Linked DNA regions of Mus musculus: region 2 is linked to region 1. The links are chromatin loops, found by intact Hi-C in ENCODE. Cell type or tissue: heart. All regions are shown on one strand.

Region 1 (8,000 bases):
AGGATATACATTCCTTTACCAAGAATGAATAAAAACTTAAGTTTCAATTAGTCCAGCAGTGCCAAGAATTTTAGAAATCTTTCAAAATAACCAAAGCAGAAGGTACCTGGAAATACTAGATTGAATATGTGGAATCAGGTCTGCCCTGGAAAATCCAGTCTGTCTCACTGCCTGAACTCTCTAGAAAGAATCCAAAAACTCAACAGTCAGAGTGGTCACAGAAACGGTAGCAATCAACACAGGGGCTTTACACAAGCAAACAGAAGGCCTGGGCGGACCCCTGAGCCTGAGCAAAACAAAGCATAAAACCAGCATGGGGGAGACGTCAGAGCCACGGTGGAGAGATCTGACTATACACAGTACTGCATGGGGAAGGCATCTCTACTGTCCCAGCCCCCCTCAATGCTAAAGATAATCATATCATCATAAATTGTAATAGATGGAGCTTTAAGAAAAACACTAGTAATGTTGCTGATGTTTAAGAAACGAGATCCAAAGCAGAGAGATTCCAAAACAAAACCCACACTGAGGGAGAGTGGAGTTTCTGTATTACTAGAACTCTCCCAGGAGGTAAGTTCCCTGATAGGAAAAAAAAAAAAACAAGCACTCGTGTTATGGTCAGTTTTCTTAACGGTGAGTCATTAGCTTTATTTATGTCAAGAACAATCATCTCTTTGACTCTAGCGATTCTAATTACATCCTCTCATTAGGTGTAATCAAGAACTGAAACCAAGCCAGAAGGAAGGCTCAGTGAGTTAGGGCGACTGCCCACAAGCCATTGCCCTGAGTTCAATCCCCAGGACCCAGCTGGTGGAAGGAGTGAGCCAACTCCTGGAAGCTAACTTCTTGTCATCCAAATTATGTCAAGGTGGCACACAGGCAAAATAGCTAAATGAATGATACAATGTATTTCTAAAAGAATTTTCAGCTGAGACTTTAAAAGCATACCCAAATAACTTGCCTGGAGCAAAATTTTCACCTGTATTTCTCCAGTGCCTGAGCTAGAACCCAACTCAGAAAGACAGAAAGTAGGGGAAAGAATGTAAGGCTTATTCACAGATTACCTGTGTTTCTCATGTCCCTCTGCTTACGGTATACAAGCAGATATGCACATAGCTACGGTTCAAATGTATAAAGTATATATGCCCAGAGAGGTATGTATTACTAACACAGGCATAGAGACATAAATGCACAGCAGAAATCAATCATCTTTATGGGCCAGGAAGGCAATGTCAACAAGACAAGCGTCAAATACCCCAGGTGATAAACTCTAACAATGACTACGCAGCATCCCCAACACTGCCACCCTCCCTACCGTCAGCACTTCTTAAATCAATGCCAGAAAAGAGAAAACAAAACAAAACAAAGAGCAAAAGACCATCGCCCCTTCGAGTAATTCTAATCAACAGACAACAGTTCTAGAGTCTCCACACAATTATAATTTATGAAACTTCTAATATTACGATCAGAATTTCTCCTGATTGCCAAAGGAGCAATCTGTCAAGGCATGCAGCCCGAGGCGTTAGCCACACACCACCAAGTCAGGACTTTAACTAGTATGTATGTTTCCTGAAGGCCCTGATCACCCTCTTCGAAGTATTTTCTACAACACTGCTGGTATACAAAACTTTGGTTTAGCACACCAAAGATGTATTGATTGTGATGACTTGTAAAAAAAAGCCTTTGTTACACAATGTGGCTTTCCAAAGTGTGATCATAAGATACTGAAAACAAACGGGCAGGAGTCAGAAGTCTGTATCAGTCTGTCCAAGAAAACTGTTTCATTTTTGTATCAAAAAAAGCCACCAGAACAAAGACAGAGGCGTGAGCTGCAGGCATGCAGGCTCAACCTATTTCCACTCGGCTCACCTCTGTGGCATGGTGTACTCTGTCACCCACAGTGGTTCAGAGACCTCCTCCTTACCTTTCCCATTTTGCCACGTGGTATACCAGGATAGGGTAAGGAAGGACGTGACAAATACCAGCGCAGTGGCCACAGTTCCATTTCGGAGCCTCATCTCATTTCACCATCACACTGGTTAGCAAGTTGGCGATGACAAGCAAGACCGGTCTCTCTCCAGCCTCAAATCAACAGAATCCAGAACGCCTTGGTCCCGGGCCAAAAAAAAAAAAAAAAAAAAAAAAGCAATTGATGAATTGATGATTGAGGTTCACTTCAGATGCTGGGCAGAAGGCGTCAGGCAGCAAAGCAACAGTGGGTATTGCTATTCCAGATTGTCTTCGCAGTTTTCAGAGGCTGGGGGCTAAGGGATGCTTCTTTTTCTTCTTCCTGTCAGGGAAAGAAACGAAAGGAAAACTCACTAAATAATACAAACCAGAGGTTTCTCCATTTATTATTCAGTGTCAAAGGCAGACTCTTGTCAAGCCTAAACTGTACTTATGAAGACCACCCCCATATTAAAATGATTCATTTCTTATAGCAGAATTATAAGGGTCTTTTTCCTCAAAAAAAAAAAAAAAAAAAAAAAAAAGCTTCAAACTGTATTCCTTCCTTCCTGGCTGGTTCTGTCTATGGAAAACATAAAAATTTATGGTTGCTCATTTAAAGGGAGAAGTTGTGGGGCTCACAGATTCCCAAAGGGATCCCTAACAACTGAGCCTTAAGTTTCATCCCCCTCTCCCCGAGTTATTATTCCGCTGCATAAGAGCAAGCAATGGTTAAGAAAATAAATAAAAATAAGGGAATGTACAACTGCAATAGTTTGAAGAGTCTGCTGCCCAGTGCTGACTTATGGCATTACTGAAATGCCCTGACGTGCCTCTTTTCTTCCATGCCTCCAAATTTCATCTATGAAATAAGAAAGCGACGGACTCTGGTATCCCACATACCACAAAATCCTTACAATTATCAATATCCTCATCTTGAGTTTTAGAGAGACAGCTGGAAATATTTACACGTTCAGAAGAGGCAGTGATCTAGCCCACTCTCTCTCGGCCACAGCCTACCCCATTGGGTTATGATGCTCAAGAAATGAGGAGGACCGCGCTCGCTGTTCAGCTAACTAAAATTCTTTAGAACTGGAAAGGCATGAGGTTGCTAAGTAGAATGCCCAGCACAAGATAGGCCTTCAATAAATACCAACTGTATCAAAGAGAAAAATAAGCCAACAGATGAGCCAGCCCCTGCGTGGTCCACGCTAGACATAACTGGTCTCACCCCCTAGGGGCTTGTCAGGCAAGCGTTGATTTCTAGTGGCACCAAGGGGTAGCACCACTTCCTGTGATGCTACAGTAAATGAGCCTCTAGTGGGGTGAGTTACTGTACCTCCAAAAACAATTATCAGGCCCAAGAGACACATCTCTCAGTGGAAGGGCACGCCTGATTAAAGCAGCCATTTGCAGGCAATTCACAAACTACAACCTCAGCTATTTCTAGCACTGTGAATCACTGGGAATCTCCACTAGCCAAGGAAGACCACACAGGGACAAATGACAGTGTGATGGTGAGGATGGTTACTATACTTCACTGGCTTTTTTCCTTTATTCTGGGCAGTAACAAGACTTAAACCTTCACTAAGTCCTTACAGGGCAAGCGTTACAACCCCTATTTTATACACAAGGAGGTAAACCCAATGAGAAACCTCAGTTTCAGTAACTTCTAGGTTTAAGTTCTGTTTCTGTTTGTCTGCTTTTTGAGACATGGTTTCCCTGTGTTGCTCTGGCTGGCCTAGAACTGTCTACCGTCTACCCTCGAACTCACAGAGATCTGTCTGCCTCTGCCACTGCCTCTGCCTCTGCCTCCCAAAGTGCTCAGATTAAAGGTGTGTGTCACCATGGCCTGGCAGAATTCTTATCTGCTGCCTTTTGTCCCTCAGATTGACCGCTTACACCACAGCAGGACGGAGTTGCTGCAGGAGACAGTCGCAGCTCAGATGAGACTAGAGAGCCTTTCTGAGTGTTAACTTGGCTCGACAGAAAACATAAATTTTCCAAATGTATTACATTTTAAAAAATGTTTTCTGTTCTGCAGTAGGCACAAGCCTGTTATGGTATAAAAACTACAGAATGAACAGAAAATTTCACAGTCCAAATGTGCAACTCTGAACAAATTTCCCACTTCCTGCAGCCTTTGGCTAATCCCTCCCTCCTGAGTCCCCAACAAAGCCTGCCTGTTAGTTTCTCTGGCCAGGAGCTCTCATTTCCATGTAAAATTCTAGAAGCACTACATTCCACTGCACGGCCTGTGACTACCTGAGCACCTGGTATTCCAAAGAGGTTCTCCAAGTTGCTAAGACCTAATTTATTCACCTCCCATGGCTAACTTTATCCCAACTATGCCCATGCTGACCACCTACAACCAAAGGTCCTCACTGGGAAAACAAAATCCAATGATTTTAAATTCCACCAAGTACCTAATCTATTAGCTCAATAAAACACTCAATGATGACTTCTGACTCTAAGAACAGGGGCACTACCTCAGTAAACTGTGACTTGGAATTTTAAGCCTGGTATGACATTATACAAACACACTTTTCACTTTCTGTCTATATATAGTCATATTTTGCTTCAGGGAGGATTTTGTTGGGGAAGGGCAGGTAGAGCTGATTATTAGAATAAATATCTAGCTGACATAAATCAGGAAGTAGAGATATGCAGAATCATTCTAAAATGATAATTTAAAAGGTTTTATTAATGGGGCTGGAGAGATTGCTCAGCAGTTAAGAGCACTGTCTGCTCTTCCAGAAGGCCTGAGTTCAATTCCCAGCAACCACATGGCGGCTCACAACCATCTGTAATGAGATCTGATGCCCTCTTCTGGCCTGTAGGGATACATGCAAGCAGAGTGCTATATACATAATAAATATATAAATCTTTAAAAAAAAAAGTTTTTATTAAGCTAAGTGGTGGTGGCCCATGCCATTAATGCAAGCACTTGGGAGGCAAAGACAGACAGATATCTATGAGTTCGAGGCCAGTCTGGTCTACAGAGCAAGTTCCAGGACAGCCAAGGCTACACAGAGAAATCCTGTTTCAAGAAACAACAACAAAGAGAGAGAGAGAGAGAGAGAGAGAGAGAGAGAGAGAGAGAGAGAGAGAAGTTGTTTTATTACATACAAATGAAGCCTATATAAAAGTATAAATGCTATAGATTAGCCATCCATAATACCCCAGAAGCATATGGAGTATTAAATACTGGGCCTAAGAAGTTAGCAAACCCCATTTTAGGGAAGATACGGTTAGGGAATTCTACTAATAAGTTCTGACATCTCAAAAGGAGGAGGAGTGTTACACTCCACCGGAATGCAGCTATTCATTTTACACCAGGGTTTTCCAAACTAAGCTTCATCGTGAAGCACACGTGAATGAAATCTCCAGAGAGGAGGAAACAGAACACACCTCGTACCCTTAAACCACCCCAGGCAGCTTGAGGCTGGCTCGTTAGACACAGGTGACCTACATTTGTGTCCGAGGCCACATATGTGAATACTTATCTACCGCCCTTACCTTAAGACTGTCCTGGCTATATTAATTGATAACAACCAAGTCTTTGAACAAAAAAATGACTACGTAACTAGCCATTCCTCCATCCTCCAAAAGAGGCTTCAACTCTAAACCGCAGAATGAGGAATATGTTTTGTTAATAGATTTAACAATCTTGCATCTGGGTTTGTTTTTTTTTTTTAATTAAGTTTTTAAAGTGTTCTCTGAAATATCCCATATGTTCCACGGCTAAGAACACTTTGGTTAACATTTGGTAGAGTCCTTCATCAGCATCCCACAGACAAAACAGAGGTGCCTGAAAGAACAAGAGGCACGATTCATGACACCCCGGATCAATGAACACCATGACGTAAGCCTGCACAACTTTATAAACCGCAATTATGAAAAACTCATGCCCTTTCCACTTAGAGAACATAAATATTTCTTTTATACAGCTTACATAATTTCATTGTCTAGTATGTGTTATGATTTACACTCAGGGGTTAATGGAACCTATGTCACCATAACCTGTTAGTAAAACTATTCTTTAAGCATTTGGAAGAGAAAGGAGCCTGAACCACAGAGCGCGTGTTACATGATTCTAAATTTAGATTTTTACATTCAAGTGAATAACCATGTCATTCTTTTATCTTTTACTAAATAATTTGTCGGCAGCAAAAAGCACAACAGCAAAATAGATGGCAGGCTCGAAGAAGATAACATACCATCTACAGCTATTTCCGAATTCTAAATGTAAGCCGTGAACCCGCTCCTGAGATCACAACGCTTAGAGAAATAAAAGCGGGCGCGGGAAGCGTACCACTGCCACCACTTAACGCCAAGCCTTCCAGACATCACCTGTCACACCTGGAGGGGTCCGAGACCCCACCTGAGGTCGGGGAGGGGATCCCACTCGCCGCTTCCATGGGATGGAGGAAACCCAGGCCTGGGAGGAATCCGGGCTCGCTCCCCCCGTACCTCCCGGAACATCTTAGTTCCCCGCAGGCAAGCGGCCCCCGCCCTACCTGCCCCGCGGCGGCGCCACCTCCAGCCCCCCAGCCCCCCAGCCCTCCAACCCTCCAGCCTTCCAACCCTCCAGTCGCGGGATCCTGCCCGCAACTCTTGGTCTCGGTGCACGCGCACACAGCACTGCACTTTCCCGGTGCTCCGGGACCGCCCGAGGCTCCAGGCCAACCACCGGGAAGGAGCGCAGCACCGAGGGGCTGCGGCTGCGGCGAGGCGCGGAGGGCGGCCGGCCCGCGCCCCGCTCCCGGTTCCGAGGCCCGGTGCGCGCGCGATCGGACGGCGGCCTCGGGACGCCCCGCCTCAGCCACCAGCAGGTGGGTGTTCCGCGGACCCCGCCGTACTCCTCCTGGCCGCCCCCTGCCCGGCGCCCCGCGCTCCTCACCTGCCGCGGGCCAGGGCGCTTCTGCCGCGGCCGCCGGCGTCGCTGCTGGAGCCGCCTCCGCCGCCGCGGGCCGCGCGCCCCGCCCTCGCCAGGGACAGCCCCTGCCCAGCCCCCGCCCCAGTTCCCGCCAGCCATTGGCCGCCACTTCCCTAAGCGCCCCGCCGCCGCTGCCAGTGGCCGGCCAGCCTGTCACTCAACGGCGCAATAGAGCAGCCTATATATTTCTCCCCAGCCCCTTTTTGCATCGGTGTTGCGGCCGGGGCTGGAGCGCAGCCGCCACATCTGGCTTGTACCCTCCGGCCTGAGCGCATGCAACCTCGGGAGGCAACAAAGGCCCCAGTGAGCCCACGGAATACAACCTGGTCACCATGGCCTTTCCTCCTAGCTCTGGGTCCCATCTTCTGGCGGTCCAGGCGCGGTGACAGGTCCTGGCTCTAATCCAACCATAGCTTCCAAGGCCCGCTGTTCCAAGCATTACACTGCCAGCATCAGTGAGGAGCATCGTTATCCTCCAGCTTCCAGGAGGAGGCAGAGACGCAGGGAGGACCATTTGGAGCAACTAGAAGCAACAAATATGACTAGGGTTTAAAGGCACACCACTCAGTGCTAATGTCCCCGATTTTTCTACTATGCAGTGTTAGTCTTCCCTTCTCTCTTGAGCACGTGTCAGATGACCATTTCTTAAAGTTTAAAACTGGTTTCAGATCGAAATGGATGGACATCTATAGAAAACGTGAGTGGCCTGCCCCTGTGCACGTTATCTGTTAGCTATCAAGCCTGGCATATATTAAGATCTTTAATTGCTTCTTACCATAATCCCGGCAAATCTTTAATTGCTTATCATATATGTTAATCCCCATTTCTCACAGATGAGCTTAAAAGGTTAAAGAGTTTACCTGTGGTTACAGAGCTAATAAGATAAGAGATGTGTCTGTCCTCCCTGTTACCATAATCCTCCCAACAACACTGCAAAGACATACAAGAAATCAAAAAACTAGGAAACAGCCTTGTTCCTGGCAAACACCAAGGCAATAAATATCTGGATCAGAAGACGACAGTAATTCAAAAATAGAAAACTCTAGTATACAACATCGGAATGAGGGGTTTTTGTTTTTGGGGGGGACGTTTTTTTTTTGTCTCAAAATTAAGT
Region 2 (8,000 bases), 58 kb before region 1:
GGCCCACTGTCCTATACTTCCTTAGAACATGATCATAACCCTCACTGTATACGATCCACAGATAGTTGCAGGCTGAACACGGAGATTTTAATAGTTCTGACATAGACCGAATGACTCACAAAACTGAAAATATTTACCATTGGTTATTACAAAAAAAAATTACCTGCCAGCCCCCTCGACTTGGAGCAAAAGTAGAGCTGTGTGGTGACCTAAAGTCCCATGTTCCTTCATCCTATTCTTCTCGACCGCCCCCTACTGAGCTCCAGCCACTCACCAGCTTCCTCCTGAACATCTCAGGAATGCTGTGGTCACATGTCCTTGCCCTATGACCTCTGTGCCAATAAACCTACTCCATGGTGGCCACGCATCGTTTCCCTTTCTTCCTTTCCCTGACCCTCATCTTCCAAGGAGCTCCCAAGCACCTGTCATGCGAGTCTTCTATGGACAGGTTGTATTTTACTCCCTAACGTACCCACCTCCTTTCTTGTTGGATCATGACTGAACTCCATGGGATATGAAATAAATACATTTTCAGTCATCATCTATATGATTTATAACTAACATGTATATAAATATCTTAAGGGTTTAGCTGCTGAAAAGCAACAGGCCAAGATACTACTGATGCCCAAGTATGGTCACGCACCGTTTAAAATCCAGACAACCGACTAGATTAGTACAGATACAGGGCAGAGCGCCTTCCACACTGTAGAAGCTCCGGCTCCAGCCTCCCTCCCCACCTGCCCCATTGTGGCCCCTTTCTGACCCCTTTCTGGCCCCTTTCTGGCCCCATTCTGGCCCCTTTCTGGCTCTATCCTGCTGCTTTAACTACTTTTCCTCCTGACTCCTCCTCTTAGCAGCTACATTCGACATCAGAAGACACAGAACTGATCAACGAGTATCTTTATGATTGGACTAAAACTTCCCCCTAATCACAGGGCAAATCACCCCTCAATTGGAGGCAACTATTTCAGAGGCTGAGGCTGAACCCCATGGCAGGAGCAATCATACCCAGAAACCAGACTGCCCCCTCAAATGATGACAGGGATGGAAGGAATGCTTTGCAGATTCAGAACTGAGACACACAGATCTCAGAGCATTGGCCTGAACCAGATTTCCTGACAGTCTGTCAAGCAAACTCCAGAGCCCCTTCTGTTTCTCGTTTCTACCAAATCTCCAAGTTCTATCAGGCCCTGGAGACAGACTTTGGGTCCTGAAGCCCTTCAATTGTTCTGTCTCACATGGCCGTGTTGACTGAAGCAAAGTCCTTTCTCTGTTCTCATCAACAATAATCTGGAGGTGTGGTTGAGGCTAGCCCATCAATGATCATCTGGATGTGTAGCCGAGGCTAGCCCACTGGGACTCTGAAGACAAAACTTTAACCCTAAACTCTAGTAATTTTACCAACTCAACCTACTAAACACCTCTATGAAAATATGTCATGCAAGCATACAGGCAGGATCCATTTCCTCTGGGCGCACATGAAGCACAGAAGCCAACAAACGAGTACTGAGAAGGCTGAAAGGGACACCACCACGTAAATGGTGTTCTCTGACTACAGAGGGTTTGAAGTGGAGATTGGTTAACAGTGGGGATTGTGAGAAATTCTCAAATAGGTAAGAATGTAAAAACACATTTCTACGTAACCCATGGGTCAAGGGAAAAAATTACATAGGAACTTAGAAAGTATTCTGATCTGAATGAGAAAACCAGGGGGCATGTATGGGGTGCAGGGGCTGGGGAGATGGCTCAGCAGTTAAGAGCAGTGACTGCTCTTGCAGGGGACCTGTGTTTGGTTCCTGGCAACTATACCAGGCAGCTCACAACCATCACCTATAACTCCAGCTCTGGGGCGATCTGCCACTTCTGGCCCCTGCGGGTACCACACATGTGGTGCACACTCCCATTCATAGTCATTCACATCCACCCTCCTTCTCTTTAAGCTTAAAAAAAAAAAAGAACTTGAGATATAGTTAACATGGTTCTTAGAGGGAGCTTATAGCTTTGAATTGCTTACATTGCTAAAGAAAAAAAAAACCCCACCCATCATCTCTGCGTGCATCTTTTTAGGAACAAAGCAGCAGAAAAGCAAAACTGAAAGAACTGTGGCTGTGAATGCCACAGAGACAAGACAGAGTCACAGGGTCTGTGTCTCCTCCTCCTGCCAGCTACCCTGAGCCCCAAGACTTCTGAGGTCTCAGAGGTGAAAAAATGCAAACAGAACTCAGGGAATGGAGCCAGGACAGACATTCACAGCCAGGATAGATATCGGAGAGCCAACGGTAGTGCTGCACGGACTGCTCAGCAATCTGTACATCAAATTAGGAGTTAATCTCCCCCCGAAAACAGAGAGCCATCGTGACAGAAAGAAATACTCTTGTACAAATTTCAGATCGGGGAATTTATCTGTCATTGTCCCCAGCACCTGCTTCACAGTGGTACTTCAATAAACACTCATTCAACAAGAGAAAGAGTCTGAGAAAACATAATTCCAGTGAGTGAGAGCCGTGGCTGAGGCTGGCAATATGCCTCATGTACTTCAGGGGAGGAAAGGTTTAAAACTGCACAGGCGACTAACCTCACCCAAAGCACACAAAGTGAGAATCTAACAGGAAAGACTGAGCCTTAGAAAGCTTTGGAGTGGTTAAGACAGTCAGCAGGCGTCCCCAAGTTCCTTCCTGGAAATCACACAACCGTTATCAATGAGACGCAGATACAAGAACCACCCGCTTCACTCTGAAATATTAACAACTGAAATTCCCAGACTCTCGAGGGCATGGCTTTGTCTCATGACCAGAGGTGACAAGCAAGAAGAGCTCTGTGGCTGAAGGAAAGTTGGCAAGTTTATTTTTGTAAAATAGTAGTAGTAGAAGTAGTAATATAATTATCGCCCAGGTGCCTAGAACACAGCTTTATCCCCTGTCAGCCAGTAGCCTAAAAGCCCATACCCTCAGTGACTCATAAAAATACAAGTAGAATACAAAGTAATAAGAAAAAAGGTTTCTGAGTAGAGTCTATCAACAAACTCACTGAGAGAAGAGAGAGGACAGAGGGAGGTGAGGGGACGGAGAGGACGAAGGAAAAGAAACTTGCAGTCAATGACTTGACCATTGCCTTAAGGAAAAGAACAAAGAAAACCACACTCAACTGAAGATGTTGCCATAGAGACGTCACTGCAATGATTCTGAAGGTGTTTGGAAACACAAAGGGCTTCAACGTCTGAAGCAATCCTGAGCAGACCAAAACTGTAGGACCAGACTGTGCGGCGGCGTCAGTACTTCCCACCAACCTACAGGAGGCGGTGAAGTGCTGGCATGAGGTTTAGCTCCAAATCCAGATAATGAAATACAACAGGAAACACACACACCTAACAGTCACTGAATTTTCAATAAATATGTCAGAGAGGTCACGGTGTTCACAGTGTTCTCTCAACACGAGCAACTGGGTTAATGAATGGGTGATGGTCGGAACTTTCACATTACCTTATACCTCGACAGAAGCTAACTCAATGGGGCATAGTCATAATGTAAAAGTTAAAAGTATGACCATTTTCAGGAGGATCACAGTGGGCAGGGCTCTCTTACATCACTAAATAATCAAGAAAAATGCACCCACATACATGTCCACAGGTCAACTGGATGGACGCAAACCTACCAACTCCGGTTCCTACTTCCAAGTACATAAGTTTGTTTCAAGTTGACAAAAACTAACCCTGACAGTCTATGGGACAGTTGTAGGAGAAGCTTAGCTGAGTTTTTCTCAATCAAGACAGGAGGAAGAACATCCAAAGGACAACAGTGTTTGCCGAACACTGATAACTGCAGCATGAAGCCAAAACAGGATATGAAGAGAAGAAGGGAAGGGAATACACCAAACCGGTGTAGAAAGCGGGACAAACCTAACAGAGCAGGGGCAGCGTCACACAGCACCACACAGCCATCTCACCCTGAAGCCAAACGCAGCCCCAAAAGCAGATTAATCTGATAACAGACACGGAAGCCTGTTTATTAATGCGGTGGAATGCACTAGGCAAGATAACCTAACAAGTAAGGGCAGCTGGGACAGAGGCCGGGCAAACAGAAAAGAGCAAACCCACCAATTTTAGTGAGTCCCTAATAGGAAACTCTCTAAATACTACCTAAGAAACTAGAAAGATCCATAAAAGGCTCAATACAATGTTGCAAAGTGGGATCAGGAGTGGGGAAGGGCATGTACTAATGCACACCTGCAGGCCCAACTGTCTGTGAGGCGGTTCAGGATCACAAGCTCAAGGCCTCCCTCTTTCAAACTAAAGGGTTTTCTGTAAAAGTCTGGTGTTTTAATCAGGGTTTCTATTCCTGCACAAACATCATGACCAAGATGCAAGTTGGGGAGGAAAGGGTTTATTCAGCTTACACATCCACATTGCTGTTCATCACCAAAGGATGCAGGACTGGAACTCACACAGGGCAGGAAGCAGGAGCTGATGCAGAGGCGATGGAGGGATGTTGCTTATTGGCTTGCCTCCCCTGGCTTGCTCAGTTTGCTTTCTTATAGAACCCAGGACTACCAGCCCTCCAGCCTTGATCACTAATTGAGAAAATGTCCCACAGCTGGATCTCGTGGAGACATTTCCCCAACTGAAGCTCCTTTCTCTGTGATAACTCCAGTCTGTGTCAAGTTGACACACAAAACCAGCCAGTACACCTGGTTATACCACTCATCCTAGCAAGCCTGAGGCCTTGAATCCAATCCCCAGAGTGAGTGGGAAAAGTAAGAGGAGGAGACTGAGACGACTATGGACTGGAGGGACCAGGCACACTCTAAGCTCAGAGCTAAGCGAATTTTGAAGTGATTCAGGAAGGAAGAGAATCAAGTGCCACAAATACTAGACCAACAAGTCAAAATAGAGGACATGAAACGATGTTGCCATCCAGTGAGGCTGAACTCACTCAACCCTGCCCCCAAACCACTAATAAATGCACCAGTGAATTCAAAAATACTGGCTGAAGCCGGGTATGGTAGCATACGCCTCTAAAATCTCAGTAGTGGGAAGGCAGAGACAAGCAAGTTTGAGCCAGCCTGGTTTAGTGAGTTCTAGGCCAGCTAGGGCTAGTAGTGAGACGCTATCTCAAAACATTAACTACATTCATTGATTTAATTAACTAAAACTTTAGCTGGATACTGGGCATTAAGATGAGCTTTGGACCTATATTCCTAATGATGTAATACTGTCATTTATAAAACAAAACTGTAGGAGAAGAATTTAAAACATTAACAAAGATAGTTAATTCACCTCTCGGTTCAAATCAGTCTTCCAAAGCTTTGGCAATCATAGTTTTCAACAACATCCCTGCTTGTCAGTCACACAGGCTGAATTGTGCCCAACATTGCATCAAAGAACCACTCACTCTCTCTAATCCACTAGAAGAGCATCTAACTGCCAACACTGCCGCACAACCACATCAACTTCCTGCTCTGTTTGGTGGCCGTCTATAAAATTCAAGTTGGTTTGGTTTTGTTTTTTAAACAAAATACAGACCTATCAGGTTCTTAGCTGCAACCAGCAGAAACTACAAGCAAAGCTGTGATGGTTTGTATATGGCTTGGCCCAGGGAGTGGCACTATTAGGAGGTGTGGCCTTTTTGGAGTAGGTGTGGCCTTGTTGGAGTAGGTGTGTCACTGTGAGCCTGTGTTTTCAGACCCTTGTCCTAGCTGCCTGGAAGCCAGTCTTCTCCTAGCTGCTTTCAGAACAAGATGTGGAACTCTCAGCTCCTCCAGCCCCATGTCTGCAAGGATGCTGCCATGCTTCTGGCCATGATGATAATGGGCTGAACCTCTGAACCTGTAAGCCAGTCCCAATGAAATGTCCTTAAAAGAGTTACCTTGGTCGTGGTGTCTGTTCACAGCAGTAAAACCCTAACTAAGACAATAGCCAACAACAATAACAGCAGCAAAAGATTTACTGAAAGCTGGCTGGGGTGGACCCACGCAGCTGGGGTGGACACATGCAGCTGGGGCATCGGATGCATGCGGCTGGGGTGGATGCATGCAGCTGGGGTTGGGTTGAGGAACCAGGCTGGGAAGACACAGAAATAAAGTCACAGTGAAGTCAGGCACCACAAGCAGGAACAAAGACAAGACAGTCACATCTAAGACAATTCAGTCACCAGAATGCCTATCTGATCACTGCTCCCTTATAGTTGATTTTTTAATAAGCACTTCTTTACTTGGAGAGAGGGGACATGCCAAGGTGTGCATGTGGAGGTCAGAAGGTAACTCAAAATACTATATGATTAAACTCTAAGTTAAAAAAACAAAAAAGGGGCTGGTGAGATGGCTCAGTGGGTAAGAGCACCCGACTGCTCTTCCAAAGGTCCAGAGTTCAAATCCCAGCAACCACATGGTGGCTCACAACCATCCGTATAACAAGATCTGACTCCCTCTTCTGGTGTGTCTGAAGACAGCTACAGTGTACTTACATATAATAATAAATAAATCTTTAAAAAAAAACAAAAAAACAAAACCTGAAACCAGACCAACCACTTAGGTTACACAAAGTACCCTCCAGAGCAACCAGCTGGTCTGTCTCGGCCCCTTCTAAAGTTCTGAACTGAGAGAAGCAGAGGACTAAATCATAGCTAATGATTACTCTCCCAAACAGAAACATCTTTTGGTCTTTTCAAAGAAAAAAAATGGAGAGATGACTCAGTGGTTAAGAGCTCTGGCTGCTCTTTCAAAGGACCTGGGCTCAATTCCCAGCACCCACATGGCAGATCACTGTCCGTTAACTCTATTCCTATGGAATCAAACTCCCTCTTCTCACCTCTACTCACAGCAGAGTACAGACACCCAGACACAGATGCAGGCAAAGCATCCATATACATAAAAATACTTTGATCTTTCTCTGGGGTAGCCCTTGCCCCTCATCCCAGAAACTTCTCTTTGCAAAGGACAGAGACCATTACGGAAAACCACAACCCATCAATATGCAGAACTGTGGAGCCCATCCCATCCACAATACAACCCCTGCACCAAAGGCTCAGGGATTACTTCAGGAGAAGGGTGGAAAGACCCAAGAGGTAGAGAAATGGAGTTCACTCCGAGGCCGTGTCTCCTAAGAACATCAGAAGCCACACTCATAAAGTCTCATCAGCATGGCTGCCCAAGCAGGAGCGGAGTAAGGACAGCACCAACAGATACGGAAGGGGGAAGGCCCACAGGCCTCAACCTTGCACAAAGAGCTGCAGGCCACTGCGGAAGGCCGGGGTCCTGAGAAAAGGGTCTTCCCCAGGAAAGCACACATATCTGTTATCCAATACCGAATGGTCAGATCTAAAGACACACCTGAGTGACACTATACATATCAAGCAGGTTGTATTTACGTATCTCGGGTACACGCAACCTGTTTAACACACACCTATATATAACCTCTAGATAGCAGCAATTTATGAAAGATGAGGCCATGAGTTTGAAAGAATGCAAGGAAGGGTTTAGGGACATTGGGATGAGAGAGGAACCTTAAAACCCGAAATTAATTTAAAAAATAAAAGTGAACACTTTGAATTTTAAAATGAAAACCAAGGAATATACAAATAAAAATAGAGAGAAGAAAAAGTGACATTAGTGAAGCAGAGACTACCCACGGTGGCCTACACATTCTCTTCACAGACCAATACTTCAAAAAACAGTCTTTCATAGCCTTGGCTGGCTCTGAACTTGCAGCAATCCTCCTGTCTCAGCCTCCTAAGATATGAGTTTACAGGCATACAAAAGCATGCCCAGAATCTTTTCATCCGTACTCTCTCCTCATATGTTTAAACTGGAGATATTCATGCCTTCGTAGAAATCCCTGTTTTGCCTAAAAAAATTTTTTTTCCATATTTGCCTGTTAGCACTATCAATAATTTAACTAGGAGACCAGAGGTAGCCTCACAGAAGGTGAGCAGCTGGGGCGGAGGGAGAAGCGAGTAGAAAGGAAGAGGCAGGCTTTGGAGTAGCACACATAAACCAGAGAACACACA

The links. Peaks named below come from ENCODE experiments on the same cell type or tissue, not always from the same donor. Only the 100,000 strongest peaks of a DNase experiment are listed, where the experiment ranks them.
Region 2: a loop joins it to region 1, with 2.3 times the contacts of the local background. A loop is called at or near these places in 14 of 42 quality-filtered maps.

Annotation. Positions count from the first base shown.
Region 1 is chr1:37,534,115-37,542,114 of GRCm38, forward strand. It overlaps Mgat4a (mannoside acetylglucosaminyltransferase 4, isoenzyme A), which reads right to left and starts at 6,902. Exons shown (of 16, transcript NM_173870.3): 1 at 6,851-6,902; 2 at 1,925-2,290. The coding sequence starts at 2,018. In heart, a CTCF peak has its summit at 4,777 (motif pointing left); a DNase peak (open chromatin) is centred at 7,037; H3K4me3 peaks cover 1,464 bases; H3K27ac peaks cover 1,148 bases.
Region 2 is chr1:37,475,988-37,483,987 of GRCm38, forward strand. All of the region lies in intron 5 of Mgat4a (mannoside acetylglucosaminyltransferase 4, isoenzyme A), which reads right to left. Among named protein-coding and RNA genes, the nearest start is that of Gm39627, 24 kb to the right of the region's middle. In heart, CTCF peaks have their summits at 2,640 and 3,278; DNase peaks (open chromatin) are centred at 2,194 and 2,559; H3K27ac peaks cover 491 bases.